Regions from separate parts of the Homo sapiens genome. Here regions 1 and 2 are each linked to region 3. A link is a loop called in an ENCODE intact Hi-C map of the cell type or tissue named here. Cell type or tissue: CD4-positive, alpha-beta T cell. All regions are shown on one strand. Links, peaks and the distances in the headings refer to the core of each region. The heading gives the core; the rest is flanking DNA. Region 1 has its middle 58 kb from the start of TEX48. Region 2 overlaps ASTN2 (astrotactin 2). Region 3 holds the start of TEX48 (testis expressed 48).

The links. Hi-C counts contacts between places; a loop is a spot of excess contacts. Peaks named below come from ENCODE experiments on the same cell type or tissue, not always from the same donor. Only the 100,000 strongest peaks of a DNase experiment are listed, where the experiment ranks them.
Region 1: it touches region 3 in a loop (6-fold over the local background); 29 of 110 quality-filtered maps call a loop at or near these places.
Region 2: a loop joins it to region 3, with 10 times the contacts of the local background. A loop is called at or near these places in 4 of 110 quality-filtered maps.

Annotation. Positions count from the first base shown.
Region 1 is chr9:114,734,383-114,745,001 of GRCh38, forward strand. No RefSeq gene overlaps it. Among named protein-coding and RNA genes, the nearest start is that of TEX48, 58 kb to the left of the region's middle. RefSeq lists an enhancer at 4,604-4,653. In CD4-positive, alpha-beta T cell, for the core only: CTCF peaks have their summits at 4,658 (motif pointing right) and 4,858; a DNase peak (open chromatin) is centred at 4,659; H3K27ac peaks cover 388 bases.
Region 2 is chr9:116,656,423-116,667,041 of GRCh38, forward strand. All of the region lies in intron 16 of ASTN2 (astrotactin 2), which reads right to left. Among named protein-coding and RNA genes, the nearest start is that of TRIM32, 26 kb to the right of the region's middle. In CD4-positive, alpha-beta T cell, for the core only: CTCF peaks have their summits at 4,820 (motif pointing left) and 5,024; a DNase peak (open chromatin) is centred at 4,829.
Region 3 is chr9:114,675,943-114,686,561 of GRCh38, forward strand. It overlaps TEX48 (testis expressed 48), which reads right to left and starts at 6,250. Exons shown (of 5, transcript NM_001199233.2): 1 at 6,093-6,250. In CD4-positive, alpha-beta T cell, for the core only: CTCF peaks have their summits at 5,946, 6,154 and 6,358; DNase peaks (open chromatin) are centred at 5,779 and 6,309.

The sequences.
Region 1 (10,619 bases), core at 3,161-5,660, 57 kb after region 3:
TTTTCTAATACTATTGAATTGATCTACGTGCTGCTCCTAATCCCATTCCTTCACCCGTCTTTCAGCAGTAAGTACTACCCTGAAATTAAAAAACATCATTTCTTTCTTTTTTTTTTTTTTTTTTTTGAGACAGTTTCGCTCTTGTTGTCCAGGCTGGAGTGCAGTGACGTGATCTTGGCTCACTGCAACCTCCACCTGCTGGGTTCAAGTGATTCTCCTGTCTCAGCCTCCCAAGTAGCTGGGACTAGAGGCGTGCCACCACGCCCGGCTCATTTTTGTATTTTTAGTAGAGACGGGGTTTTGCCATGTTGGCCAGGCTGGTCTCAAACTCCTGACCTCAGGTGATCCGCCCACCTTGGTCCCCCAAAGTGCTGGGATTACAGGTGTGAGCCACCACGCCTGGCCTTCTTTGTTTTTTTTAACAATAGGGCTTCAGTACTTCTCTATGTACCCCCTAAACATGATCTAATTTAGGATCGTTTGTGTTTTAACTTTCTAAAAGTGGTATCACACTTACATGTAGTACTCCAAGAGTTACTTCTTTTCATTCAATATTATGCTTCTAGGATTTATCCATGCTGCTTGGAGCTATAATTTCATTGTCTTCACTGCACAGCGTTGCATTGCATAAATACATAATTTAGGGCCAGGTGCGGTGGCTCACATCTGTAATCTCAGCACTTTGGGAGGCCAAGGGGGGCGGGGTGGATCATGAGGTCAAGAGATTGGGACCATCCTGGCCAACATGGCGAAACCCCGTCTCTACTAAAAATACAAAAATTAGCTGGGTGTGGTGGTATGCACCTGTAGTCTCAGCTATTTGGGAGGCTGAGACAGGAGAATTGCTTGAACCCGGGAGGTGGAGGTTGCAGTAAGCTGAGATCGTGCCACTGCACTCCTGCCTGGGCGACAGAGTGAGACTCTGTCTCGAAAACCAAAACCAAAACCAAAACCATAATTTATTTATTATCTGTTGGTAGATAGTTGGGTTCCTTGCCAAGAATATTGTTTTTGACATTCTTGTGCATGTCTCCTATTGTATATTACAATAGCTTCTCTTAGTTATGTACCTACAATGCTTTTATAATTTAAAAAGTTTGAAGGATATGTACAAATGTAAAATATGCTTGAAAGTAATTCTCTTTTTGAGTAAAATTAAGCAAATAAATATTGTTTTGTTTGAAACAATCTAGTCATAGGACATTCCAGAAACTGATCTTTTATTGTATCATTAGCAGCTCCTGTAGCTTATCTCATTTCTTACGATAAATAAAGGTAGTTCAGAATCTTTAACTCAGTAGCTTTCGTTGAAGTATCTTTAAAAGCTCATATGTGAGATGCTGTAATCTTCCTTTTATTTTCACGCCTATATCCTGATTTCTTGACTAGGTGGTAAACAATGTGAAGGTATGTAATGAAGATATATTGCCTCCATTTACGGGGAAGGAAATTGAGACTCAGCGAAATTGAGTAATTTGCCCAAGTCACAAAACAGAGCTGGGAATCAGTCCAAAACCCATGCATGTCTTGCTACGGGATGCTGTGGGTCACAGATGTTTGTCTCCTTCTCCCCCAGTGTCTGCTCTCACCTCTTGCTACTGGGGTTGGCACATGAGAAAAGGAAGCCTCTGTATTTGGCAGGCTGGTTGTCTACTAATTGCTGTCATTTCTTAAATGCCTGCTATGTGCTTCCCAGACACAGTGCTAAAAACTCTAGCTGAGGCTGAGTTAATCCTCATGACAACAATATGATACTGATGTTATTCTCTACATTTCTCAAGTTTAGGGGAATGAGACCCAGAATGAATAACATTCAAGATCACACAGGTAGAAGAGACAGCAGAGTTGGGTCTCTAATCCAGGTCTGTCTTACTCCCAAGCCTTTATTCTTTCTAAAAATATCATATTGCTTTCAGAAGGAGAAAAAGCCAAATGTGCTTCCAATGTGGTATTACTTCCCATCAGGCTCTGATTAAGTATCTGTGCCTATGTTGCTAGAAGGAGGCAGAGTGACACAAAAATGTTTAGAACGATTATGAAAACTTAATTTAGATGTGCCTCTGGGGGGATACCACCCAGGGCTCAAACCCAAAACAGAACCTTTTGAGTGATTTTTGACTTTTGATACCCGAAGTCCTAGTCCCTGCTGGAATTTAACTAGGATGATAAGGAAGTTGGTCTGCATACACATATGTAATTGATGATCTTCAGAGTGGGGTTGGGTTTAAAAGCATAGACTCTGAAGTTGGGTGGACTTGAGTTCAACCCTGGCTCTTCCACTTATGAGTTGTGCGATCTTGGATAAGTTACTTAACCTCTCTGAGCCTAAGTTTTTCCATCTTTGGAGTGGTAATGATTAACAGTGACATCTTTATAGAGTTTTTGTGATGATTGATTCAACTCATGCAAACCTCATAAAATAATGCTGCTATCAGCTATTGTTAGTATTGAGTGATAATAGTAAAGAGACAGAGCAGTGAATCAGGCTAAGCTTCAGGGATTCGTCAAGAAATGAGAGGAATGGCCAGGTTATTCCACTGTGGGTGATTAAAAATCTGTACATTTGTGTTGCTTTGTGATCTTTGGACAAAGTCCACTAGATCAGTGGTCCCCAACCTTTTTGGCACCAGGGACCGGTTTTGTGGCAGACATTTTTTTCCACTGACAAGGTTGAGGGGATGGTTTCGGGATGAAACTGCTCCACCTGAGATTATCAGGCATTAGATTCTCATAAAGAGTACACAACCTAGATCCCTCTCATGCGCAGTTCATAGTAAGGTTTGTGCTCTAATGCTGCTGCTGATCTGACAGGAGGGGGAGCTCAGGTGGTAATGCTCGCCCAGCTCCTGCTGTGTGACCTGGTTCCTAACAGGCCACAGACAGTACCAGTCCACTGCCTGGAGGCTGGGGACTCCTGCACTAGATTCTCTCAGTAGCCCTGCAAAGCTAGCAGGGCCTACCTGATGGCCCTCTACTATCAACGAGAAAGCTAGGCCATGCAGAGAGTGGGAGGACAAGTGACTCACTCAAGGTTTCTCTTGCTTTTTCTTTCTCTTCCTTCCTTCCTTTCTGCCTTCCCTCCCCTCCTCTCCCTTCCTTCCTCTCCCCTCCCTTTCCCTCCCCTCCCCTCCCCTTCTGCCTCTCCCTCCCCCCTTCCCCTCCCTCCCTCCCTACCTTCCTTCCTTCCTTCCTTCTTTGCTTTCTTTCTTTTCTATCCTTCCTTCCTTTCTTTTCTTTTTTTCAATTGATGAATAATAATTGTATCTGTTTAAGAGGTATAATGTGATGGTTATATATATACATGTCATAAAATATTAAATCAAACTAATTAACATATCCATCACCTCACCTACTTACCACTTTTTCCCCCACCTGCTCTTTCTGGGGACAGAACTCAGGTGGCTTATTTGAATCCTACTTTGGTTGAAGTTTTCCGTGTGTGTGTGTGTGTGTGTGTGTGTGTGTTTATGTGTGTTTAGTTTCCAAAGGGACTTAGAAAATAAAGACTTCCAAAAATCCCATTAAAAAGGACATTTCCTCTCCATTGCAAAGACCCAACATGACCGCTTCTTTCGGCATTTATTAAAATGGCAAATTGGAACTGCTTGAGTGTGGGTTCTTATGGAAATCATGCGTGGGCTGGCAGCTGTGTTGGCATGAGGAGGGTTTGCTTTGAAGCCCTCTGAACTGTTCTAGCTTCATAGATAAACACCTGTGGCAGAGATTGGTCTTTAAAATAAAGGGTCTTTCTCTAACTTGTGTAGAAATCAGGTATTCTGTTGTTCTTTTCTCTTAGAATTATCCAGTTATGCTTACTAGTGTTTTCTTTTTTTTTTTTTTTTTTAAATGGAGACGGAGTCTCACTCACTCTGTCACCCAGGCTGGAGTGCAGTGGTGTGATCTCAGCTCACTGCAACCTCCGCCTTCCAGGTTCAAGCCATTCTTCTGCCTCAGCCTCCCAAGTAGCTGGGACTACAGGCACACCACCACCACACCCAGCTAAGTTTTGTATTTTTAGTAGAGACGGGGTTTCACCATGTTGACCAGGATTGTCTCGATCTCTTGACTTCGTCATCCACCCACCTCAGCCTCCCAAAGTGTTAGGATTACAGGCGTGAGCCACCACACCCAGCTGAGAAGTGTTTTCTTTCCATGTTTCCAAGAAGTTGCCATAGTTATAGCTTGGGTTATTTGTACCAAAAGCAAAACATTAACATGGTACATTTTAAAGAGAATAACATAACTTTTTGACAATATAACTGGGTGGGGAAATTACCCAATCTTGGGCAGAATCCAGCTAACCTGCTGCTGCTGACAGCATGGCTGAGCTGGGTCAAGGGCTCAGGGATGTAGGGATATGAACCACAAACATGAAGGTTTGGTGTTTCATGGCAGAGAGAAGGACCTTGGCCCTGGATGGGGGTCGAGGGTTTGAGGTCTGGCCTTGGCTCTGACAGTTGTCCTTGGTGTGACCTTAGGCAAGTCACTCTCACTCTTGGGTCTTTCATTGTCCCATCAGTAAATGAGGATGTTAGACTAAATGGTGTCAAAGATCTCTTTCACTTCTGAAATTCCACGATTCTGTGAGTTCTGTTTTTGTAGCCTTGCAGCCCGTTTGAAAACCATACCCTTTCCATTTAAGCCCACCAGAGGGCGATATGCCCCACGTGTTGGTCCTGCCCCGGTCCAAGAGACCTAATCACTGGGTTAAGTGCCTTAGAAGAGGAAGCCATGACTCAATCCCTGCTTCTAGGGAAGAGAGATGGAAGTGGACACTATTTAAGTTGCTTCTTGGATCTGCGATTGACCAGGGCTCTTCACGTCCATTTTCTCTTTGATTTCATGTCAGTTCCCTGGGCCACATGCCAGTTTCTTATTTCACAGGGAACCAAGACTTAAGGAATTGAAAGGACTTACCTTGGACTAGGTGGGTTTCCAGTGGTAGGCCCAAGACCTTACCTCTCCATCTGTGACTTGTCCTTCTGGGCCTTTTCCAGTGGATCTCAAGAGGCTGCCTCTGTTTCTAAGGGGCTCCTGCTGAACTAATAAGACAATTTACACATGAGTTGATTAAGGCAAAATACGAAACCGTATTAGAGTCAGGACTAGGAGCTACACTGCATGGATAGACAAACACTTCTTTCCAATGAAGCTCTTCTTCTGGGATTTGGACTAAATGATCTGTTAAATGTGAACTTCCATAGGAACTATAATGGTCTTGATTCTATGTTGCAGACAGTGGAATCCACTCTGGCTCATTTAAGTAGCAAAGGAATTTTTGAAAGGGTATTAGGAAACTCTCAGAATCTCCAGGAGAGGCAGAGAGTGAGAATCTGAAATTATGTAGCCAGAAACCATGACTAATTCCAATGTGGGGGCTTTTCTAGAAAAAAACCCACTGCTACATTTGCTTGCCCCCTCAGATGTTCGGAATTGGGCACATCATGGAAACTAATATTGACTGAGCATCTCCTATACAGTGGGCTTTGTGCTGGGCATGTATCTTATTTAATCCTATGGGATGGGTATGGTTATCCCTAATTTATATATAAGGAATGCAGGCTTGGGGAGTTTGATGACTTGCTCAATGAAACCCACCTCTCTCTGACTTCAAAATCTAGGCTCCAACAGAACAAGAGAATATGGACTTTGGGTTGAAACTAGGAACCACCACTAGTCCCCAAAGGGCAAATTCAAGGGAGGAGGGACTTTCTCTGTGTTTCTTACTGCCTTTGTAACTCTTTTATTGTCTAGTAATTTGGAAGAAGAGGAGCACAAAGGAATGTTAAATTCTAATTTTCTATTATTATTTTTTGCCTCTGGTTCTTCTGATCAGTAGAAATAGCTGCAAAGGAAGGGAGTCTTTCCCATATGATGCTTTGTGGGCATTACTTGGATCTCTCTTTGAATAAAAAATTGTTGGACTTGGAAGAGACCATGACATAGATTTATTCAATCTTGTTAGTTTATGAACTGGGAAACTGATTAGAAAACTACTTGCCCAAAGTCATATACTGTAATAAGATAATGGCTTTCATGCATTCAACAAATGTTCAATGAGTTGCCTACTACTTGCCAGTAAATGGACACAGTGTAAGATAGACAACTTCTCTGTTGCCATGAAGCTTTATATAAACAGAGATCCTAGAGGTAGCTTCACTTGTAGTTCTCCAACCTTCAAATAATCTGAAACAAAAATACTTTTCGCTCTTGGCTAGCCACATGTAGAAGAATGAAATTGGATCCTCATCTTATACAAAAATCAACTCAAGATGGATTAAGAATTTAAACCTAAGACCTGGAACTATAAAAATTCTAGAAGATAACATTGGAAAAACCCTCCTAGACACTGGCTTAGGCAAGGATTTTGTGACCAAGAACCTGCAAGCAAATGCAATAAAAACAAAGATAAATAGTTGGGACCTAATTAAACTAAAGAGCTTTTGCAAGGCAAAAGGAACAGTCAGCAGACTAAACAGAAAACCCACAGAATGGGAGAAAATCTTCACAATCTGCGCATCTCACAAAGGACTAATATCCAGAATCTACAACAAACTCAAATCAGTAAGAAAAAAACAGACAATCCCATCAAAAAGTGGGCTAAGGACATGAATAGACAACTGTCAAGATATACAAATGGCCAACGAACATATGAAAAAATGCACAACATCACTAATGATCAGAGAAATGCAAATCAAAACCACAATGCGATACCACCTTACTCCTGCAAGAATGGCCATAATAAAAAAAGCAAAAAACAGTAGATGTTGGCATGGATGCGGTGATCAGGGGACACTTGTGCACTGCTGATGGGAATGTAAGCTAGTACAGCCTCTATGGAAAACACTGTGGAGATTCCTTGAAGAACTAAAAGTGGAACTACCATTTGATCCAGCAATCCCACTACTGGGTATCGACCCAGAGGAAAAGAAGTCATTATTTGGAAAAGATACTTGCACATGCATGTTTATAGCAGCACAATTCATGATTGCAAAATCGTGGAACCAACTCAAATGCCCATCAATCAACAAGTTGATAAAGAAACTGTGGTATATATAGATGATGGAATACTACTCAGTCATAAAAAGAAATGAAAAAAGGCCACTGCATTTGCAGTGACCTGGATGAGACTGGAGACTATTATTCCAAGTGAAGTAACTCAGGAATGGAAAACCAAACATCGTATGTTCTTACTGATATGTGGGAGCTAAGCTATGAGGACACAAAGGCATAAGAATGATACAATGGACTCTGAGGACTTAGGGGGAAGAGTGGGAAGGGGGTGAGGGATAAAAGACTACAAATAGGGTGCAGTGTGTACTGCCTGGCTGATGGGTGCACCAAAATCTCACAAATCACCATGAAAGAACTTACTCTTGTAACCAAATACCACCTGTACTCCAATAACTTATGGAAAAATGAAATAAAAAAATAAAATTTAAAGTAAAAAACACTTTTGGCTCTTTTTCTTAATTTTTTTTAAACAATAAAGATAAAATGACAATTTTATCCAATGGCAGATAAATAGAAAAAAGTTTAACTATATTAGTTATCAAAAAATACAAACAAACCTTTTTTCCTTATCGATTTGCAAATATTTAGAAAAAAAAGACTGCCCAATGACGATGAAAGAATGTGGAATTCCACCGTCTCATACACTATTGACATAAATATAAATTAGCTTTTGTGAAGGAAAAAATTTGCAATATGTATCAAAACATTCTTGACCCAGAATTTACTTCTTAGATTATCTCCTGGAAAAATAACTCTGAATGTGTATGAAGATACATCAAATAAGGATCACAGTGTGATGTATAATAAACAGCAAAATCTGGCAATAATCTAAATGTTCAACATCTGATTGATTATATAATGTATGCTACAGCCACTCTATTGGTCAGGATTAGATTTGGCCATGTGTAACAGAAAATCCTAAATAACAGTAACTTAAACATAAATGGATTTGCCCTTTTCTACCTAAACAAAATCTGGAGGTAGGTAGTTTGGGTCACAAAGTTATTTAGAACTCAGGTTCCTTCTGTGTTTTCACTATTGCTATTCTTCGTGCAAGTTCAAGCTGTCTGCTAGAGCTACAGCTATTGTGTTCACATTCAATATGGAAGAGAGGAATGGCAACGTGCACAGCTTATTGGCCAGACCTTGATAATATGTATCTGCAAAGAGACTTGGAAAGGTAGATCTTTAGCTGGACACATTGCCTACAGCTTTGGCATAAGGAACAGAAAGAAATGAGAGAGAATGGGCATTGGATAGGCCTATGGTCTTCAAAAAACCTTGCTCACATGTTCCTGAAAAGGATTTTGAGTCTGGTCATGGTGGCTCATGACTGTAATCCCAGAACTTTGGGGGGCCGGGGTCAGGACTTTGAGACCAGCCTGGCCAACATGGTGAAACCCTGTCTCTACTTAAGATACAAAAATTAGCCAGGCATGGTGGCATGCACCTGTAGTCCCAGCTACTATGGAGGCTGAGGCATGATAGTTGCTTGAACCCAGGAGGCAGAGGTTGCAGTGAGCCCATATCAGGTCACTGCACTCCAGCCTGGGCGACAGAGCAAGACTGTCTCAAAAAAAAAAAAAAAAAAAAAAAATTTTGAAAAATTATCTACCATTTTGTACTTCTTTAAATTGTTCCTGATTTTTTTTTAAAATCACAGGTGTACATGAATATGAAGAATACAACTTCTGGCCCATTGTAAATATTGACATAAAAAATAAAGCTGTTGCATCATCTCTTAAAATACACCCAATGGAATGTAAATACCATTGTGATGTAATAGCCACCATCCTCCACCTAAAACATAACTCAAACTGTTGGCAAATCTCTATTTTTCTTTTTTCTCATTCTACTTCTTCTACAGACTTTTTCCTAATATAGTATATATTTTTCTGTTTGAAAGTTTTTTGAATTGACCACCTTATACCTTTCCGCCACAACAATATATATAGAAATATAAATTTTAACTTCATGTGGCTTTAAGATTTTAAAAGTATTAAAATATTTCTTTGGATTATCATTACAATTATTAATACTAGGTGGGGAGCAGTGGCTTATGCCTGTAAATCCCAGCGTTTTGGGAGGCTGAGGCGGGAGGATCGCTTGAGCTCAGAAGTTCAAGACCAGCCTGGGCAACATAGTGAGACACTGTCTCTACAAGAAATTTTTGAAAAAATTAGCCAGGCATGGCAGTGCATGCCTGTGGTCCCAGCTGCTTGTGGGGCTGAGGTAGAATTGCTTGAGCCTGGCAAGTCAAGGCTGTGGTGAGCTATGATTGTGCCACTGCACTCCAGCTCCTGGAGGGTATGGTATCTGCATAAACTATTTGGTATTTTTTTTGGTATAGCAGATTTGTCTCTTCTCCTTTTGTTAACTTAGTCACTCTTTTTTGTTTATATCAACACAGACTCATGGATATTTATTTTATACTTTGGGCCATAATCCAATACTATCTTATTGATTTGGTTGCTCAAATGGTTCCAGCTTTGGCCATTGGATGATCTTTTAATTGGCTACTGGGTCCCTTGGAAATAATCCCATCATTTTGTCTTTTGAGCATTTTCTTACTTTTTAGCATGAGAGGCCATTTCTTTTTTTTTCTTTTTTCTTCAACCTTTATTTTATTTATTATTATTATTATTTTATTTTATTTTTGAGACAGTCTCACTCTATCGCCCAGGCTGGGGTGTAGTGGTGCAATCTTGGCTCACTGCAACTTACGTCTCCTAGGTTCAAGCAATTCTTGTGCCTCAGCCTCCAGAGTAGCTGGGATTACGGGTGAGCACCACCACGCCAGGCTAATTTTTTTTTTTTTGTATTTTTGGTAGAGATAGGGTCTCACCATGTTGGCCATGGCTGGTCTCTAAATCCTGGCCTCAAGTGATCTGCCCGCCTTGGCTTCCCAAAGTGCTGGGATTACAGGTGTGAGCCACCGTTCCTGGCCTTCAACTTTTATTTTAGTTTCAGGGGTACATGTGCAGGTTTGTTACATGGGTATATTGTTACATGGGCAGGTTTGGGGTAGATTGATCCTGTCACCCAGGTATAAGCATAGTACCCGAGAGGTAGTTTCTCAGCCTTTGCTTCCCTTTATTCCTCCTCCCTCTTATGGTCTCCACTGTCTATCTTTCCCATCTTTGTATCCATGTGTACCCAATGTTTAGCTCCCACTTACAAGTGAGAATATGTGGCATTTGGTTTTCTGCTTCTGTGTTAGTTTGCCTAGGATAATGAGATGTCATTTCAGATCACTAAATTAAAATAGCACTTCATCTCCAACCAATCCCTCTCTATGACACAACCTTTAAGATATTTTTATGGAATGAATCACTATAAAAATTATCTTTTTTAAATTTTAAATTTTGTGGGTTCATACTAGGTATATAGATTTATGAGGTACATGAAATGTTTTGATATAGGCATGCAATGCATAATAATCACATCTTGGAGAATAGAGTATCCATCCCCTGAAGCATTTATCCTTTGTGTTACAAACAATCCAATTATACCCTTTTAGTTATTTTAAAATGTACAATTAAGTTATCATTGACTATAGTCACCCTGTTGTACTATCAAACAGTAGGTCTTATTTATTCTATATT
Region 2 (10,619 bases), core at 3,493-5,992, 2.0 Mb after region 3:
CCCTTGCCATTAAGTGAATGGGAGAGTTAGGTTAAAATACAGTGTCTTTAACAGGCCAAGGAAAAAGAACATTTTTGAAGAGACTTATCCTCTGTTCACATTTCCCATCCCTCTGAACAATGCTTCCAAAATAGGATCATGTCTGGTTTCAAGCCCAATTCAGTTCCAATGACACTACAACCCATTCATTTGAGAACCTGCCAACTGAACTCTCTTTTTTCTCCTCCCAAATTCCTGCTGGGTATTATTTTGTTGCCACCAAAAAAAAAAAAAAAAAAAAAGCCTCAGTTGAAGTGACAACTCCTTGTTGGGAGGGCAGCCAGGGCTTTTCGGCAGGAGATGATGGCACCGCTTGCCCTCATCCAGAAAACAAAACAAAGCATCAGACTAAGGGCTTCTGGGAGAGCCAAAGCTGCACGGATGTTTGTTCAATATTCGGCAACGGTGCAGGGTGCTGCCTCCCTAGTCAGACAGGCTTGCTTTGGCAATAGGTTTGCACTTGAAGCATTTAAAAGCTCCATAGGGACCAGAGGGGCTCAAATTAGAAACATTAAGGGAGAGGGGAAAGGGGTGAGACTTTTATATCATAAAGAACGGCCTTTATTACAGCAATGGCCTCCCAGGAATTACTGAAATTGGATCATTTCTTAGGCGGAGTTACTGTCTCCTGTTGGAAGAAAGCAATTGCTCTGAGGCCTGACTCAAGGACCCACACAAATATCTTTAAGAAGGGGAAAATAGCCAGCTGAAATGCCACTAGCAAGGCCTGCACTTCTGTGTTGTGCAATATGAACTTCTCAGCCTAACAATCAAAGTCCTGCATCATTAGTGTGCCCTTTATAAATAATAGTACCAACCTAAAAGAGTTATTGTGAGGATTAAGTAAGGGGCCTGGAACAAGTTAAGCACTCAATAAATATTATTTGTTATTGTTGTTGTTGCTGTAGTTGTCATAATTACATTGCTGTTGTTGTTACATGACATTAAAATTGAAATTTCTGTTCAGACACCAAGGCCTAATAGAAGTAAAATTCCCAAGTCATGCCCCTAGATGCAGAAGTTACAAAGGAGAGGAAATCTAACCAATTTCACAACTCTAGAAACCTCAGCCAGAACAAAGACATAAAAAGAGGTTAGGCCAGACACGGTGGCTCACGCCTGTAATCCCAATACTTTGGGAGGCCAAGGCGGGTGAACCACTTGAGCTCAGGAGTTTGAAACCAGCCTGGCCAACATGGCAAAACCCCATGCCGATGAAAAACACAAAAATTAGCTGGGCCTGTTGGCACACGCCTGTAATCTCAGTTATTTGGGAGGCTGAGGCACGAGAATCACTCGAACCTGGGAGGTGGAGGTTGCAGTGAACCGAGTTTCTGCCACTGCATTCCAGCCTGGGTGACACAGTGAGAACCTGTCTCAAAAAAAAGGAATATAAAAGAAAAAAGAGAGGTCAGAAAGTAGCAAGATTTTTTTTTTTTTTTTTGAGATGGAGTCTTGCTGTATCACCCAGATTGGAGTGCAGTGGCACAATCTCGGCTCACTGCAACCTCCACCTCCTGGATTCAAGCAATTCTCCCTCAGCCTCCTGAGTAGTTGGGACTACAGGTACATGCCACCATGCCTGGCTAATTTTTGTATTTGCAAGAAGAGATTTAAGGAAGTTTGTTTTTTGTTTTGTTTTTGTTTTGTTTTGTTTTTGCAAAGAACTATTACCATGTTTGGAGTCTTCAGCACCCTAGCCAGCTCAAGTGTTACATGCTATCTGCTAACTCTAAGTTTTGTGAGAGGAACCCTCAGGAGTGCCACTTGGAGAACTTGGATATATTCTCAGCAACTGGCAAGAAAATGGACTAGGTCCTATCTTCACCTGAAAAAGCTGCAGTGGCCTATACCAACAGAACAGAAGGAGCTGCATGGGGATTAGCCCAAACCCCCAGAGGTTGCCCAGTGAAAAATGCTTGCTTCCTCTGAACTGTATATGGGTCACATAGAAGAAAGAACTGGCCTGGAACTGTTTTAAGCCCTACCCAAGAGGAATCTAACAGAGTGATGGGTCCCCCACAGTGAATCTCCATGAGGTAGGAAGCCAGAGAAACAGTAGGTAGGAAGGGATCACTGAAGCCAGACAAAGAGAAATGGCACTGTTCCAGGTCTTACGAGAAGTCCCAAGCATTGGGGACCGCTGAAAAGCCCCTGAACAAGCCCCCCAAGACAAATGGCCAGCTTTATAAAGATGCCAGGACCAGAGACCGCAAAGCCAGGTAAAATAATTCTGGAGCAAGTATGACCTTCCTAATCCTGACCACCGCTCTTTTTTTTTTTTTTTTTTTTTTTTTGCTTGTACTGTGAAAGAAGGGGAAGAAGAGGTGCAAAGTAAAGAAAGAGCATGAAGGCCAACCATTCCCACCTCTTAATGCTCCTATTGGGAAAGATACGGAGATTTTATTTGTCAAAAGATTTGATTAAAATATTGGACTGGAAATCCTAATTCCTGATTTGAAAGTATGTTAGCAATGTAAAATATCGATGGTGCTGCTGCCTATTCCATAAGTGATAATAGATTAGATGTGGTCTGCTAAGATTTTCATCTAGAGGTAGAGGAAAATTATCCCAGTAAACATATCACAAAGAGTGGCAGAATCAACACATATGTATATACTTTTGAGCATACTTGTTTTCACAGACTATATTTTGACTATTCTCAATTTGCAGTATGAACTGAATCGTTTATATCCTCATTATAGTACATGTCACGTTTTTATTATTTGATTTAATATAATAATTAAATGAATATATTTCTCTCCAAATATACCATAAGTTTCATGAGAACAAGGACCATGGCCATTTTTAATGAACATTTGCATTCCAAGCACAGAGTTCACTGTTTGATATCATGTAGACAGTCTGCAGGTAAATATATGAACAAATGAATAAATGAATGCATAAATCTGACTCCTGTCCCACTAGTGTAATGCTTATCAGACTTCAGACCAACTATCCCAATTTATCACCACAGCCCCAAAGACAGTTGGTCTTTGTTTTATTTTATTAATGTACACTTGATAGATCAGAGAAGTAAAGTAACGTGACCAAAGTCACACAGCTAGCAACTAGTCTAGCTGTTTCTACCCAGTTTTTCTGCTCTTTCCACTGTCCATATTTCCTCTCTGAAAAACTTTCAGCACCAGTTTTCACTCCTACAGGATGAGTCATATCCGTTCCAAATATTTGTATCTTCCCATTACCTCCCACCCCCAGGTAATGCCCCCAATCTCCTCCACCCATTTCCATGGGCTAATAGGGTCTCCTGGGTGGAAAGCATTCTAAAGGTCACCTGGTCAGAAATCCCATCTAATTTTTCATTTACCACCAAATAATCCTCCAATTTATTCTTGGACATTTCTAAAGATGTGGAAATCAGTACCTTTCTAGGCCTCAAGTTCCATTGTGGAAAGGCTCTATTAAACTTAGACTAACTTCTCATCCAGGAACCACACTTCTCATCCTAAGCATCAGACCCAAGCCCAGAGTTATGTACTTTATGCTATTAGATGTCTTATCTACAGTACTCACGCCTGGACTCTAGTTGGGGTGTGGGGTCATACTACAATTAAACAATTAACTAACTAGGTAGATGAAATTCCTATCCCAGGAACCATAGGGCATTGTTGGGTGGCTTCTGAGAAGGTATATATGTATGAGTATGTGTATGTTGTGATGTATGTGTTGTGTTCATATTGCAAGCGCACACACACACACACACACACACACACACACACACATTTGGGGAATGGAAAGAAAAGCAACAGTGGAGATTCCAAAAATAAGAAGACAGAATTATAAAACTGCCAAACCCTAGGACAACTGATTTCCTAACCTAAGTGAATTTGCAAGCTCTTCCCCTAAATGTATAAGTAATAAGCACAATTACAGAGGGGCAGCTATAGCACAGTGTTTTGCTTGAGTTTAAATTCCATCTTTTTTGTTTTCTAGCTGGGTGACCTTGGAACAAGACCTTAACCTCTCTAAGCCTCCATTTCCTCATCTGTAAAATGCTAATAATTTTAGTACCTAAATATTGGATTATTTGGAGGATAAATGAGAATCAGAACTTAATGAAAAATATCCAATGCTAGCGTGTCAAGAGCATCATCAGAGGTCATTTGTTCCAGCCCCTGGCATTCATCCTAGCATTATTCAATTCTTGTACATGTCTGAATCTGTAAATCTTCCCTTGAAACCTGCCTGATGCTTTAACTGTCAAAAATTTCCCCTTAAATTACCTGTCTTCTACCTACAAGAAGACAGTAGACCAGGGTAGAATTGAATGCGTAAGTCCAAAACTGTTGAGTCAGACTACCTGATTTCAAATCTTAATCAAGTCACTTCACCTCTCCAACCTTAGTTTGTTCATTTGTAAAATGGGGATACTAACTCCTCATCCAACTCCTCTAGGAATAAAACAAAAGATGTTGTGCTAGCACATTTTCACCTATGATCTCTCACAGTTCTCCACCATCCTACAAAGTAGGGATTGTTGCCCCCTTTTACAAATGAGAGAACTGAGGCACAGAGTGATAAAGTATAACTTGCAAGAGGACACCTGTCTTCAAGTGAAAGCAGTTAAATTTCTGAGGCAGGTCATACTCTCTGTGGGAAAGGGACCCCTGGACACTGCCCAGTAGCCTAGTACTGGCCAGTGTCTTGGCCAGAATCAGGAATCAGTCGGCATTGAAGGGTAACATTTACTTCTTCCTCCTGGGACAAGGCAGGTTGTGGCCAGTAACAGGAGGCTGAAAAAAAAAGGTCATATGTGATCTCCTGCTGCCCTCTAGTGCCTACTTAAGATGATTGCTCTGGGGAAATCTCTGTTCTGATCCTTTCTTGGCAAAGAAGGATCATTGTGTGCAAAGCAACTTCCACTGAGGGAAGCCAGGGAAACAGTAAAAGCTAGCTATGATACAAGGAAGCTTAGTGCGATGAGTAAAAGAATTCTGAAAGAGCATTTGCTGAGAAGGCCTATTCAGTGCCAGGTTTACAGCTAGGCACAAGGGGGGAAAATATGAATAACAATTTGTTTCAATCCTTGTGGTACTCAAGTGTAGAGACCTGATGGGACGTATTGGCTGGGAAGGAAAAAACAGAGATGGAGAAGGAGACGCTTAAGATATGGCAGAGAGAAAAGATAATTGATGGAGCAGGATCTTAAAGAAGACAGTAAGAGAAAAAATTCCAAGGTGGTAATGGAATGGATGCGGTCTGAACTTCATATACATCTGGATGTGAAATTCAGTTGGTCAAAACTAGGCATGCAACCAGGCCCTCTTTGTATAGTTACACAAGTTGAGCTCTGTAAAAAGGTGACTCACTCATAGGTGGGAATTGAACAATGAGAACACTTGGACACAGGAAGGGGAACATCACACACCGGGGCCTGTTGTGGGGTGCGGGGAGGGGAGAGGGATAAAATTAGGAAATATACCTAATGTAAATGATGAGTTAATGGGTGCAGCACACCAACATGGCACATGTATACATATGTAACAAACCTGCACATTGTGTACATGTACCCTAGAACTTAAATTAAAAAAAAAAAGAAAAAAATATATATATATAAAAGGTGACAAGGCAAAAGGGTGGATGGGGACTAAATCCACCCTCAGCTTCACGTGCCATGCCTGTGCTCCTGCAATTGAGTACAAGTAGAGGAGCTCCTCTTCCTAATTCATATAAGAGGTAACTTACAGGCTAGCCACAGCCCTGCATGTGACCATAGACAAGCTTCTTCCTCATAGTAGTCTCTGCTTTTTATGTATAAAATAGGCGAATATCACCGACAATATAAAGTTGTTGAGATTTAAGATAACGGGCTGGGTGCAGTGGCTCATGCCTGTAATTCCAACACTTTGGGAGGCTAAGGTGGGCGGATCACCTGAGGTCAGGAGTTCAAGACCAGCCTGGCCAATATGGTGAAACCCTGTCTCCACTAAAAATACAAAAGTTAGCTGGGTGTGGTGGTGGGCACCTGTAATCCCAGATACTCGGGAGGCTGAGGCAGGAGAATCACTTCAACCTGGGAGGCAGAGTTTGCAGTAAGCAGAGATTGCACCATTGCACTCCAGCCTGGGCAACGAAAGTGAGACTCCATCTCAAAAAAATAAAAAAATAATGTAGGGTCATGCCAGACACTTAATAGCCACCCAAAACATGCCAGTTCTTGTTATTATTACTATTATTAGTATTATTCTAACAACATAGTCTTATTTTTAATGCAGTTTTGCTTTTAAGATGGTGATAGGAAAAGTGCTTGGTAAAGGGAGAAGACAGAAAAGAAAATCATATTTCCCAATCTTCTATTCTTTGCCAAACACAAGACATTGTGGATCTCATGGAATCCTCACAACAGTGCCTTGGACAAGTAATGTCGTAATTTTTTACAACTGTAATATACAGCTGAAAAAACAGAGTTTCCGAGAAGTGACAGACTGCAGTCGAAGGTCATTAGGCATTCAAAGACTGACTCCAAAGCCCCTTTTCTGTCCAAAGGAGCTGAGATGGATCATTAATAGGAGAACGCCTTCTCTTTCTTGGGATCAAGTTCTTTTACTTTCTTGAAAACTGTGTTTAAAACTTACTCCTCAAGAACGGATTCCAAGATTAGTTCCTTCCCAATTCCTTCCTCCTCCTTCCAATCACTTCTCAGGCTAGGGGTCAAAGAGGAAATGCTCAGAAAAGATTATTCTTGGACAAGGCTTACGGAATTGGAGGCCTCTGAGATGCTAATGACCTGCTTTAGATAAAGACTCCCAGATTGTCCCACTTGAACATATTTGAAGCAGGAGAGCAGACCAACAAGGTATACCAGCCCACCTTGGGGCCAGTAGGAGGCCACTTTGGGGCCAGGGGGAGGTTGCCAGTTTCAAACATCCAGGAGGGTATGAACATCAGCTGGAGTCATCTAGGAACCATTAGTCAGTTAAGGGAACCATTAGAAAACACTCTCTTACTGTTTTCCTGGGGGTTCACAGTCTTGCTTTCACATTTCTAACTATTTTTAACAAAATGTTAAAAATACTCATGTTAAAAGACAACCTTTAAACATGTTACCAGGCATTACTTTTGGAAAACATGTTCAAGATTGAGTTACTTCTCCGTTAGCTCCCCTCTGCGGTGTAACTCTGCTGCTAGGGGCAGGGAGAAGGATCAATGAGCCCACTCAACAAAATATAAAAGGGCTGAAACTCATAGAGATTTCCTGTCTTATATTGAGGCAATCAGTAAAATTAATATTAACTGTAGCTGCAGTTTTACAGGCACATATTCCAGGACAGATGTTCTGCTACTTGATTTGCATACATTATGCCCTTTGGTCTCTATAAATCCTAACAATGAGAGGTAGGTTTCACTATTGCTTTTTAAAGATGAGTAAATGGAAGCTCATGGAGGGAAAATCAGGGATCCAAGAACATCTGGATTGCCATTGTGACCTTCCTTATTTCTAAGCACTCTTCCACAATATTAGGCTGCCTCCCACTCTGCTACATTGCTAGAGATTCAAGTTCAGGCAGTTATAAATTCTGGAAATTGAATATTCAATTTCTGTTGCTTCTGCCCATTACATCACAGTAATCAGCAATAAATCTCTTACCATAGCAGTCTATGGACAATCAATAGGTAATTGGTTGAAAAACTATGAAGCATCCAAACAGTGGGGTACTATATACCTAAAAATGAATTAGAATAATATTGTATGTGATTGGAGTAATCACAAATATATTTTACTAAATGGAAAAAAGGAAAGTGCAGAACAGTGTTTAAGGTTTTTTGTTTTTTTTTAATATAGGCACAGGGCCTCACTATGTTGCCTAGGTTGGTCTTGAACTTGTAAGCTCAAGGAATCCACCCTCCTTGGCCTCCCAAAGTGTTGGGATTACAGTGTGAGCCACCATGTCCAGCCCAGAGCACTGTTTAGAGTGCTCTCTTTTGTATAGAAATATATATAATATATATATATGTATATGTATATATGTATATAAATTTTTTATTAGGAAACACTGACAGGTTACCCAAACCTAACACAATAGTTATCTACAGGGGAAACAAGAAAACAAGGTCCAGGGATAAGAATAGAAGCCAGAGTTCTGCAGTATATCTTCATTTATAAGTTTTAGCTTTGCACCACACAAAAGTTTTACATACTTTTTTTTAAAGCACAAAAGAAAAAAAAAAACAATCTCTACAAATTATATACCCACTGAAAAAATATCTCTAACTCTACATCAGTGTTGACATAATTGTTTAGAGAAAATAACAATTTAGAGTGGCTTTTAAATGCAGTATTTTGATTTTACAGTTTAGTGAGGAATATTCCAAACACAAAATGATCTGCGAATCTAGACTTAATGGTCTTATCACCAGCTGTAATATTGGTGATATAGCTTGGATGTTTGTCCCCTCCAAATTTCATGTTGAAATGTAATCCCCAGTGTTGGAGGTGAGACGGGGTAGGAGGTGTTTGGGTCATGGGCATGGATCCCTCATCAATGGCTTGGTGCTCTCCCTGTGATAATGAGTTACTTCAAGAGCTGATTGTTAAAAAGTCTGGGACCTCCCTCCCTCTCTCTTTCTTGCTCCCTCTCTCTTGCCATGTGATACACCTACTCTTCTACCACGTTCCACCATGACTAAGAGCTTCCTGAAGCCTTACCAGAAGCTAAGCAGATGCTGGTGCCATGCTTGTACAGCCTACAGAACTGTGAGCCAAATAAACCTTTTTTCCTTATAAATTACTCAGTCTCAGGTATTGCTTTATAGTGACACAAAATGGACTGACACAATTGGTATTGCTATTTTGAAATAATTACCTGTCTGTTGTGGGCTATAGCAAGTAAGCCATTACGTTACTGTGATTGGGAACTAAGCTTTTTCAGCATTACGGACAACTAATTCAGGTATTAAGAAGGTTTATGAAAAATTATGTAAACTGAAATTTCAGTTGGAAATCATAAAAACTTACGACTTGTTTTTGTCTTTGAAAAAATAAAAACATTTCATAGCTCTGCCTACTGAAAAGGCCTAGAAATAATGATAATGTACTAGGCAATAAATACCCCTACTGCCCAGACTCTGGTTTCTAAATGCTATTTTTCATTAAAAGGAACAAAGGATACTTGGAAAAATTCCTGAATCCAAGTCTGGAACAAGTATGGTACAAGCTGAGCCTGGGATGTTTTGTTGTAACAAAAAACAAGGTCAGGACTAATGAAGTCATTTCAAAAGGACATACAAACCAACTTAAAGGGAATCACATTGGCCTAACATTAAACAATTTGAACAAGGAAAACAATAATAATTGCAATTGATTTAAATTTATCAAACAAATACACTTCCATTAATTCATAATGTTCTGAAAACTGAAACCAAAGCCAAACCAAAACCAAGAAACAAATAAAAACCAAATTAACAAAGCTCATCAGTTACTACTGGAGACTGCTAGGAGACAAACATATTATTCTAAAAATTGATAAAAGAATGAAGTATCAGCCATGCTTTGAACTGGATTTCAGGGTAACCATATTTTTTATGGAAATACTGCAGGTAATAAGAGCAGTAATAATGACAGAATCACAAAATTACCATTTCATAATTTCTAATAAAAGAATAGATCTAGACAACTATCATCAATGAATCCTAAAACTGCTAGGAGAAAGGCTAATGAGAAAATTTCTAATGAATGGATTGGACTGATAGGTACTGAACTTACTGATCAAACCTAATGTGACTACAAGTAGTACAACAGGCATTAAGTGCCACTGATATGATTCTCTAAGATGTACATGGCACTGCCTGAGTAATTCAGGTGGTACTCCTTGGATGATAGAATTTGGGGGTCTGCAGACTTGTATAGGGAAAAGAACATACCTTTATTTTTAGTATCTTATCATTGCAATGTACTATTTCCTTAAATTATGAATGCCATTAACAAAACATAGTAGTATGAACATTTCCTATGACTTTGACATAATGAAACTCACATATACTTCTATCACATTACCATTATTACAAATCTAAAAATACTTGTGGTTGACCAAACTTAGAATTATGATAGACTGTCCGCTAGATCTTGTCATTAATAAAGATGCACATATATTACTGTATCATACTTTTAAAATATTTTGATAGTTATATATTGACATAATTTCTTTCTTTTATAGTCTTTTGTATTTTATTTTATGCATTTTAAAATGTTTTTCTGAGAAAAGGGGTTATAGTCTTCAACATTCTACAAAAGGAGCCTGTAAGACAAAAACAGGTGGTGAATCCCTAAAAAAGAGAAACAAATTAAACAACACCATGAGGAAACACTTAGCTAAATCTGTAATTTGAACAGTTCTAAAGGACAAATGAGCCAACATCTTCAACAAATAACAGCATGGGCAAAATTAAAGTGTGGAACTATTATAGATTAAAAGAACACCATATAGACATTTTGATCCATATTATTTATTTATACTTATTTATTTATTCTTTTTTTTTTTTTTTTTTTTTTTTGAGACAGAGTCTTGCTCTGTCACCCAGGCTGGGGTGTAGCGGTGTGATCTTGGCTCACTGCAACTTCT
Region 3 (10,619 bases), core at 4,754-7,253:
GCTACAGGAAGGCATGGGATAAGTTAGGAGTCCCTCCCTTGTGCTCCCACAGCACTCCCCTGCTGGCCCACCATGTTTTCCTGTACACAGCCTGTTATTGTACAGTGACTGCCTAACTCATGGTAAATGCTTAATAAACACTTGTTGAAACGTTGTCTTGTAACTGCCTCTTGTTGACAGTCTGGATACTAGTTCATGAGCTTTTTCCTTTTTCTTTTTCTTTTCTTTTTTTATTTTTTGAGACAGGGTCTCACTCTGACACCCGTGCTGGACTGTAGTGGCACCATCAGGGCTCACTCCAGCCTCATCCTCCCAGGTGCAAGCGATTTCCCTGCCTCAGCCTCCTGAGTAGCTTGGACTACAGGCTCGCACTACCATGCCCGGTTATAGTTTTTTTGTTTTTGTTTTGGTAGAGATGGGATTTTGCCGTATTGCCCAGGCTTATCTCGAATTCCTTAGCTCAAGAGATCTCCTGCCTCAGCCTCCAAAAGTGCTGGGTTATAGGCTTGAGACACTGAGCCCAGCCAAGCTTTTTTCTTTTTTTTTTCTTCATTTATTTCACATGTATTTACTGAAAACCTGCCATGTTCCAGGTACTGTTAGGTGCTGGAGATATAGCAGTGAACAAGACACAGGATAGACAAATGTCCATGGAAGCAGGGACAGTATTTTATTCACTTTTTTTTTTTTTTGAGATGGAGTCGCGCTCTGTTGCCCAGGCTGGAGTACAGTGGCGCAATCTTGTCTCACTTCGTGCTCCGCCTCCCGGGTTCACGCCATTCTCCTGCCTCAGCCTCCCGAGTAGCTGGGACTACAGGCACCTGCCACCACGCCTGGCTAATTTTTTGTATTTTTAGTAGAGACGGGGTTTCACTGTGTTAGCCAGGATGGTCTCGATCTCCTGACCTAGTGATCTGCCCATCTCGGCCTCCCAAAGTGCTGGGATTCCAGGCGTGAGCCACCGCGCCTGGCCTTTATTCACTTTTGTATCCTCAGCACTCAGCCCAGGGATGGGCACAGAATAGGTACTTTATACATATTTGTTGAATAAACACATGAACCTTCTCTGACTGTTGGAAAAAAACTATGCCAAACAGATCTCCTTCCTCCCTTCCACTAACTGATTTTTAACTTTCTGCACATAAGCTGTTCCTTGTGGTTAGATACGATGCGGGCTAGACACATACAGATGTCACCATTGTGTGGATTTTTTGGTCAAAGTGGGGGCACTCACTAGGTCCATTTAGCTCCAATCTCCAATAGTCTTTTGGATCTGCTGCCAGGTGAGGTGTTTTTGTTTGTTTGTTTGTTTTTTTGTTTTTCCCTAGACCTAGTGTCAGTGTCATGGGATTTTTTTTTTTTAACATGATTTTAGCTCTGATGTATTTCATTGAGTTCTCTTTAGTGGATTTATTTCATTTTCCTATAATTTATAAAGAAATAGAAATTTATACAGGCAGTTAGATCTTTTGTTTTGGAGATACACCATTTAGCAAATATCCTTGCCATTAATCTGCTTCGTATTCTGCTACTTGCTTTAGTTTCAGTTGTCTTCATCCACTTATAAAAATGCTTGCCTCACGGGGTTTGGCTTTGTTCCAGACTGCCTTGTGTATGTTGAATGTAGAAGGATGCACTTCATAAGAAAGGAATGGAAGCATAGCTCTGACAAGCCCCCACCATGAGTCAGCCCTGAGTGTCTGGAGTTTTACTGGAGTGGTAATTGATTTGTCTAGAAGAAATTGCTAAAACCTGGACTTGGGTCCCTCTAAACCTTTGTCAGCATGTGTTCTGTCTTGGTAAATCATAAAAGAAGGTCACTTTTTTTTTTTAGCTTATATTCGGGAGTCAGTAATTTTCAGGTTTTTGATCATGTGGCCTCTTTTAGGCTCTGCTTGGTCAAGAAATTCAAGACACTGCACAAGTAGAAACTGTTTATCAATTGTAGCGTGCTCTTTCCTGCTTGTCGTGGTCTCATCTGCATTAAGGTTGTTGCCTCTTCCTGGAAAAACTCCGTATATATACTCTCACTATAGGTACTCTCATGTATTTGTCTTAATAAATGGCAAAAGTTCACTAGATGACTTAGGATTACTGTAGCCATGATGACAAAGTTTTGATGTCAAAAATCAGATTTAAGAGGAGCTCTAGAGAAGAGAGAAGACAAAAATGCCAAACATAAATAGAAGGCTTCTTTGTCTGGAATGCTATGGCCTCAGGAAGAAAAAGATAAAAAAGACCTTACTCTTACTCAAACCTTCTGACACCTGTTTTCTTTGCTTCTGTCTTTCTCTCTCCACCCAACTTGATCTTTACTACCCACGTATACTCCTCTTACTCCTTCCCCTGGCTGCCCAAATAAACTTTTTCAGGGAGCATTTTTCTAGAGAAGAACAATCACATTGCACAACACCCACCTAAAACTTCTGCACTGAAGGTAGATCAAGAGAGGCCGAATTTAAACTCTGAGTAAGAGTTGAGTTGGGTAAAAATAGAATCTTCCCAAATTTCAGAACAAAAGAAAGTTTGTTTTGTATATCCTGTGTAATTCAGGATTCTGTTCGTTACTTATTGTCTTGGACTATCATATTTGTACCAATTAGTTCATTTCGTTGTTGACCTTTAGGCCAGGCACAGTGGCTCACACCTGTAATCCCAGCACTTTGGGAGGCTGAGACAGGAAGATTGCTTGAGTTTTGGAGTTTGAGACCAGCCTGGACAACATACCTCATCTCTACTAAAAATTAAAATTTAGCTGGGCATGGTGGTGTGCACTTGCACTTCCAGTTACTCAGAGGCTGAGGAGAGAGTATTGCTTGAATTTGAGAAATCAAGACTTCAGTGAGCTATAATCATGCCACTGCACTCCAGCCCAGGCAACAGGAGATCCTGACTCAAAAAAAAAAAAAAAAAAAAATTGTTGACCTTCAACAATGGGGAAAATGTTTAAGAGTAGCAGGATGAAAAAGGTCAGAAGATTCAAATAACCTATCTATGCATAATATTTTTAAGCATGGACTTGAGAGGGTAAGAAAAATAGGAAGTATGCCACATGAAACTATTTTAAAAGATTTTCTCTTAAGGGTGGATAGGGCAAAGATTCAAGAATAACAAACAAAATGATGAATCAATAGGTGACTTAATAGACTTCAGGACACTTTCAAAGGACATTCTGGGGCAAACAAAAAGTGTAAGTAAAAGGAGCCCTTTCTTTATGCAAAAGCTCATATCTAAAATAGAGGATTTAGAAAAAATCAATTGGAATGGGAAATTCCATTAGTGTAGATATCTTGATCATTTTCCAAGAGTCCTAAAATGTTAACTAGAAATCGAGATAATCTTTTGACCTACTAGATAAAACAACTGGCCCCTGAAATAAAGACAGGACCCAAATCTCCTCTGTTCTTTAAGAATTTGGAGTCTGTGGAGAACACTTGCACTTACTGTATGCAGAAAGGCCATTAGAAGAACTAATGTTCCATGTCAGAAGGACAGCTGTCCATATCTGTCTACTGAGTCTTTCTGAGGAGAACTTTGCACTTAACATTTTCCTATTTTGCCTCTAAACTCCCAAAGGGCATTGTCTATAAATATAAATGAACAGCTATACTGCTTGCTTGTTGATATGGTTTGTTTCTTATGTGGAGATCAGACTCTTCTATTCCAACTATAATTAAGACTAATTGTTCTGCATGATGAATACTTAGACCATTCCAGTGCATGATTCTCCAGCACCCACGGTGGACTATGTCTTCTTACACAGAGTCTGAAGGGATGAAACCCTTCTTGGGGGTTTAACTACTAGTAGATGAAACAGACTTCTGAGGATTCTGAGTTGAACAATTTAAAGTGCCTTTTTTCCCCTCACCTTGACTGACACAGCAAATCATGTAGCCCACACCCTAGGGTACACCTGACCAATTTAAAATCCTTAGTTTGAGTAATTATGGATCACAGAAACCTTCGGGTTTTATTTTAGCTAATTAGGGGAGTCTGCACCATTGCTAACACTCCCGTTGTGCCTGGATTAATATCACAGGTGAGGTTAATCTATAGCTAAGCCCAAAGAAAAAGCAGCCTGGCTATCTAAGGTAGATGGTCATGCCAGGGAAATCATGGGGCATGACTCCAGAGAGGCTTTCAGATCTTTTTGAAAATACTTTTAATTGTCATTGTCCCTTTTTTTTTTTTTTTTTTTTTTTGAGATGGAGTTTTGCTCTTGTTGCCAGGGTTGGAGTGCAATGGTGCGATCTCGGGTCACTGCAACCTCCGCCTCCTGGGTTCAAGCGATTCTCCTGCCTCAGCCTCCCGAGTAGCTGGGATTACAGGCATGCACCACCACGCATGGCTAATTTTAGTTTTTAGTAGAGATGGGGTTTCCCCATGTTGGGTCAGGCTGGTCTCGAACTCCTGACCTCAGGTGATCTGCCAGCCTTGGCCTCCCAACGTGCTGGGATTACAGGCGTGAGCCACTGTGCCTGGCCTTAATTATCATTGTCTTGCATCATTCAGGTTCTGTTGTCCAGAGAGCTGAATGCTTTTATGTAGCCTCTGGTTTGACAAATGGTGAAACAAATGATTCAAAGAAAAAATGAGAAGAAATGAGGCAGACTGATACTCAAAATGAAAACCAGATCTCTGTACATGGAAAAATGGAACTGTGTTTTCAAGAAAAGCCAATGACAGTGGTGAAGATCTGGACAATCTTGGAGGGTCTTTCCTGCACCTTTAGTTGAGGGAGACCAGAAGGCAGATAATGAGAATTAAAAAGAGAAGCTCCCACATTCCTAGGTGACGATGGATTGCCCTGTAACCACGGTAACAACGAATCCCCAGAACCTGTGTGACACTCATTTAATCTATTAATGAAACTCCCTTGGTAACCATTCTAACAGACACATGCCAGTAGGTACATTTCATAGCTAAAGGTCTACCATTCCTAAACACTGCTGCCTCTGAAACACCACCAGTCCACGAACTCAACACCTCCCAAAGCCCCTTATGCATCAGCCATGAGCTTTGTTCAGAGACTTTGCCATACAAGCACAGTTCTCCCTTGTTTAACCAGAAATAAATTCAGTTTTTGTTTCATGTAGTGAATGCAGGCATCTTCCACCAAAGCAGCTTATGGATATACAAGAAAATGTAGTTATTCAAATTCTCTTTTTCTCTCTTTTTAATGCAAATGATAGCTTACTATACACCACGTTTTGCACCTTGATTTTTTTCAATTAAAAATAAACCGTGGAGATCGTCCGTATTATCAGCAGCGATCTGAAGCGCAGGTTTGTTGACACCCCGTGCTGATGCTCTCTCCACATCTTTACTAGAAAATTTTGCAAGAAAGAGGGTAGTAGAACCACTTTCTCCTCTAAGTGTTGACAGCAGAGAGCTTTGAGTTTTTGAACCCTCTTCAAGAAATGAAAAGGCTCTTAGGGAGAGCAGTGTATCAGTTACAAGCACATTCTCTGGGGGTATAATTCTTGGAGATCTACTGTTAGCTAGGAAATTTAGAATTTATGACCTCTTTGAATCTCTGTTTTCTGACCTGTAAAATGGGGATGAGAATAATAGTATCTACAATAGAAGGTAGTTCTGAGGATTAAATAATGATGGAAAGTGCTTAGCACAGCTTTCTGGTGTGTCGTAAAGGCTTAATAAATACAGATGAAGGTTCTGATGCTGATGAATATGTAGGGAGATGCCTAGGGGATGTGTGGCACTTCTTGCACTACCAGTGACCCCCTCTAGAGGGAAGCAGAAACCAAAGAAGAGGGCCCTTGGGTTGTCCCCAGTGGGTATGAACTTCAGGTCTCTAGTGACCCCATTGCACTTTGATCAGAAGAAAGATGAATGAGGTCAAACAGGAAGGCTTCTGGCGCTGCGGGCGGGGGTGGGGGAGGTCATTCAGCACAGGTGGAGACTGGGACCCAGAGAGAGAGAGAAACAGTGAGGTTAGAGCAAATGAAGGATGGGGATTGCTTCTTGGAGCAAAATGAATAGGTGTCCAGGAGTGGTGGGGACATTGTGCCTTTTAGTACAGAAAAATTATCACCTCCCGCCCTTTGGTTTAAACTGTGAGCCCCACTCACCTGCAGCTGGCAGAGTAGACAGAAGGCTGTCTGTGATGTCACAGAGCTGGGGAACCAGGGAATGTTGGGGCTGGGATGTTTGGACTGGACCACAACAGCGAGGAGGAGGGAGAAGTTCTGCTGAGCACGATGCCATGCTGGCCACCAGACTGTATACTGGGGCACAAGTCCTGGGGCCTCAGGAAGCACCTAGAGGATGGCCAGAAGGGGGCAGTACAACACTGGATGCTGTAGATCTGGGTGCCATTCTGTCTCTGTCCGCCCACTGGGTAGTAACCTTAGGCAAAGTGACTTCACGCTCAGGTTCTCCCTCTGCAATATGGGAATAATAATAATTTTTTTTTCTTTTTTGAGACAGAATCTCACTCTGTCACCCAGGCTGGAGCACAGTGGTGCAATCTTGGCTCACTGCAGCCTCCGCTTCCCAGGTTCAAGCGATTCTCATGCCTCAGCCTCCCAAATAGCTGGGGCTACAGGCATGCACCATCACGTCCGGCTAATTTTTGTATTTTTAGTAGAGACAGGGTTTCACCATGTTGGCCATGCTGGTCTCGAACTCCTGACTTCAAGTGACCCCCCCCCCCCCACCCCACCACCTTGACCTCCCAAAGTGCTGGGATTATAGGTGTGGCCTTCGCCTGGCCAGGAATAATAATAATTATATGTCCTGTTTGCATTTTTAAGTATTAAATGAAATCAGGTAAACATTTAACATGGTATCTAGATGTAGTAAGCACTTTAAGAAAGGGTAGTTATTAATAACATATGCAAAAATGAAGTGACATTTTCTTCCCTATTTATTTTTCAGAAAAGAAGGAATCACTTTGTATTGGAGTCCTGACAAAATCTCTCAGCTTATGGGGCACTCTTTCCATTCCTTTATTTAGGACAACCAAGTACTATTCATATATGGGGAAGCCACATTGGATTAACATGTTCTCAATCAGTGCTATCATTTGATGCACAGAGAGGTCACTGGATACAATAGAAACAGAAGAAAGCAAAGGAATTCAGCACAGCTGTGGGGTCATTCATGTGGTTGGGGCGGGTGATGTGACTCCACAGCTGTGCTGAATTCCTTTAATAAATATTTGATGGTGAGTTAAACAGCCTTTGAAAGCTCACAGGTAAAGCCACATTCTTTTTTTTTTTAAATTATACTTTAAGTTCTAGGGTACATGTGCACAATGTGCGGGTTTGTTACATACGTATATATGTGCCATGTAGGTGTGCTGCACCCATTAACTCATCATTTACATTTGTTATATCTCCTAATGCTATCCCTCCCCTCTTCCCCCCACCCCACGACAGGCCCCGGTGTGTGATGTTCCCCGCCCTGTGTCCGATGTTGCCCGCCCTGTGTCCAAGTGTTCTCATTGTTCAATTCTCACCTATGAGTGAGAACATGCGGTGTTTGGTTTTCTGTCCCTGCGATAGTTTGCTCAGAATGATTAAAGCCACACTCTTAAATGGTAATTGAAGGTTCTCCATTTTGGCTGCAAGTGAGATTCACTTGAAGTGTTTTTAAAACAAAGAATACCTGGGGCCTAACCCCAGATAAATTATAATTTTGGTAGGGTGTGGAAACTGGGTAGCAGTATGTTTACAAAAATTTCCAGGTGATTCTTGAGTATAATCAAGAACTGCTGAATTCCATTGTGCAGGTCATTATATACAGGTAAGCGGTGGTTCTCAGATCAGGCTGTATATTAGAATCATGGGAGGAGCTTTAGAAAATGCCACTCCTAGCACCTGCTCCCAGTCAGTAAAATCACTATTTTGGGGGCAAGGGCCCAGGTGTCGATAGATTTTACAGCTCCCCAGTTGATTTTAATTCGCAGCCAGCATTAAGAACTACTGATTTATAGAGGTTTTTTTTTAATCATAAATTTCATTGATGTGATACAAATGGATCCTTTTTAGCTTGGGATGAGCTTTTCAGGAACAGCATTATTTATATACAGATTCAAAAGCATTATTTAAAAAATAACTTAGAAATGAAGATAATATATTCTGAAAACCTGTGCTAGATGAGGTTAAAGATGTGTATGAAGCATTTGAATGAAATTGTTTCAGAAAATGAAAGATTGAGGATAGTGATATAGTTTGGCTGTGTCCCTACCCAAATCTCCTCTGGATTTGTAATCAAAATTGTAATCCTCACGTCGGGGGAGGGACCTTGTGGGAGGTCATTGACTCATGGGGGTGGTTTCCCCCATTCTGTTCTCCTGATAGTGAGTGAGTTCTCACGAGATCTGATGGTTTTATACGTGGCAGTTGCTCCCGCTCTCTTCTCTTTCACCTGCTGCCATGTAAGATGCGACTGCTTCCCCTTCTGCCATGATTGTAAGTTTCCTGAGGCCTCCCAAGTCATGCAGAACTGTGAGTCAATTAAACCTCTTTTCTTTATAAATTACCTGGTCGTGGGTATTTCTTTATAGCAGTGTAAAAACAGACTAATATGGATAGCAACACAGGTATTTCCAAATTAATGTATTTTATATAATATGCTCTGGCAAACACATATCAGGTACTGACTACTTATAAGTTGATGCTTGATTATTTCACCCATAGCACTAAATGTGTATATATTCAAATTGGAGAAAATACTTAAAATCTTTGCATAAAGAAACTGCCTTCTGTTTGGGGTGGTTTACCATTCAAGCATGTATGGTGTGATTACTTTCTTCTCTTTGGGTCTGGGAGGGGAGATGGGCCAACAGGCTTCTGTATTAATTTCTGGTTCAGGTAGGGAATAATGAAATCTTGACCTGATGCACTGGGCTAAGACAAATGGGTGGATTTTTACTCTGGTGATTTCACAGTGGGTAAGTTCTGGGGTCCGAGTACCTGGGTGGGACGCTTGCCTTCCTAACTTAATGCATGACCTGGGCCATAGCCATTAACCCCTCTAATTCTCAGTTTCCTTAACTTTAAAATAGAAATAATAATAGAGTTGGTGTGAGGAGTAAATTAGACCAGCCATGGAAAGCTGTAAATGTAGTGCCTGCTAGAGAGGCAGCACTCAATAAATTTTCCTTATTATTATCTGGTGTTGAGAGTGAAGGATTAGCTTTCACACCTGTGGATGTGAAATCAGGGAATTCAATTTAGGTTTTCAAAAGTTTTATTTTGTTTATTTTTATTTTTATTATTTATTTATTTATTTGAGACAGATTCCCGCTCAGTCGCCCAGGCTGGAGTGCAGTGACTCTATCTCCGCTCACTGCAAGCTCTGCCTCCTGGGTTAACGCTGTTCTCCTGCCTCAGCCTCCCGAGTGGCTGGGACTACAGGCGCCCGCCATCACGCCCAGCTAATTTCTTTCTTTCTTTTTTTTTTTTTGTATTTTTTTTAGTAAAGACGGGGTTTCACCGTGTTAGCCAGGATGGTCGCGAACTCCTGACCTCGCGATCCGCCCGCCTCGGCCTCCTAAAGTGCTGGGATTACAGGCGTGAGCCACCGCGCCCAGCCTTGTTTTTAAATAAAGTCTCGATCTGTTGCCCAGGCTAGAGTGCAGTGACATGAACTCGGCTCACTGCAGTCTTGACCTCTTGGGCTCAAGCCATCCTCCCACCTCAGCCTCCCGAGTAGCTGGAACCACAGGCACACACCACCACGCCAGGCTAATTTTTAAATTTTGTGGAGAGGGGGTCTTGCCATGTTGCCTAGGCTAGTCTCAAACTCCTGTGCTAAAGCAATCTTCCCACCTCTGCTTCCCAAAGTGGTGGGATTATAGGCTGAGCCACTGTGTCTGGCCCAAAACTTTATTTTGAAATAATTACAAATGCACAGAGAGTTACAGAGGTAACTTTGTAGCTTTCTCTCTTTAGAGAGAAACAAAGAGGTAACTTTGTAACTTTCTCTCTGCAGACAGTTCCCATGAACCCATCCCCCAGCCTCCTCCAATGTTAACATCTTGCCTTACTATATTACAAGATCAAAATCGGAAATTAACATTGGCCCAATCTACAGAGCTTATTCAAAGTTCAGTCGTTATTCAAGTACTCATTTGTGTGTGTATGTGTATAGCTGCATGAAATTTTATTACATGTGTAGCTTCGTGTAACTACCACCACAATCACGGTACTTAACTGTGCCATCACCACAAGGTTCCTTTCTGCTTCCGCTTTATAGCCACACCCACTCCCTCTCCCCAACATTTCTAACCCCTGGAAACCACTAACCTGTTCTACATTCTATAATTGTCATTTCATGAATATTACATAAATGGACACATGCAGTATATATGTATATTTCTGAGGTTGGCTTTTCTCAGCACAACTTCCTTGTTCCTCATATACATGAGGAACATGTATCAGTAGTTAGCTCCTTTTTATTGCTGAGTAGTAATCCATAGTAATGCATGTACCAAAGATTTTTTGACCATTCGCCCATCGGAAGATATTTGGATGGTTTGCAGTTTTTGGCTATTACAGATAAAGCTACTGAGAACATTTGTGTACTAGTTTCTGGTGAAAATGTTTTCATTTCTGTATGATAAATGCCCAATTTACTATACAATTGCT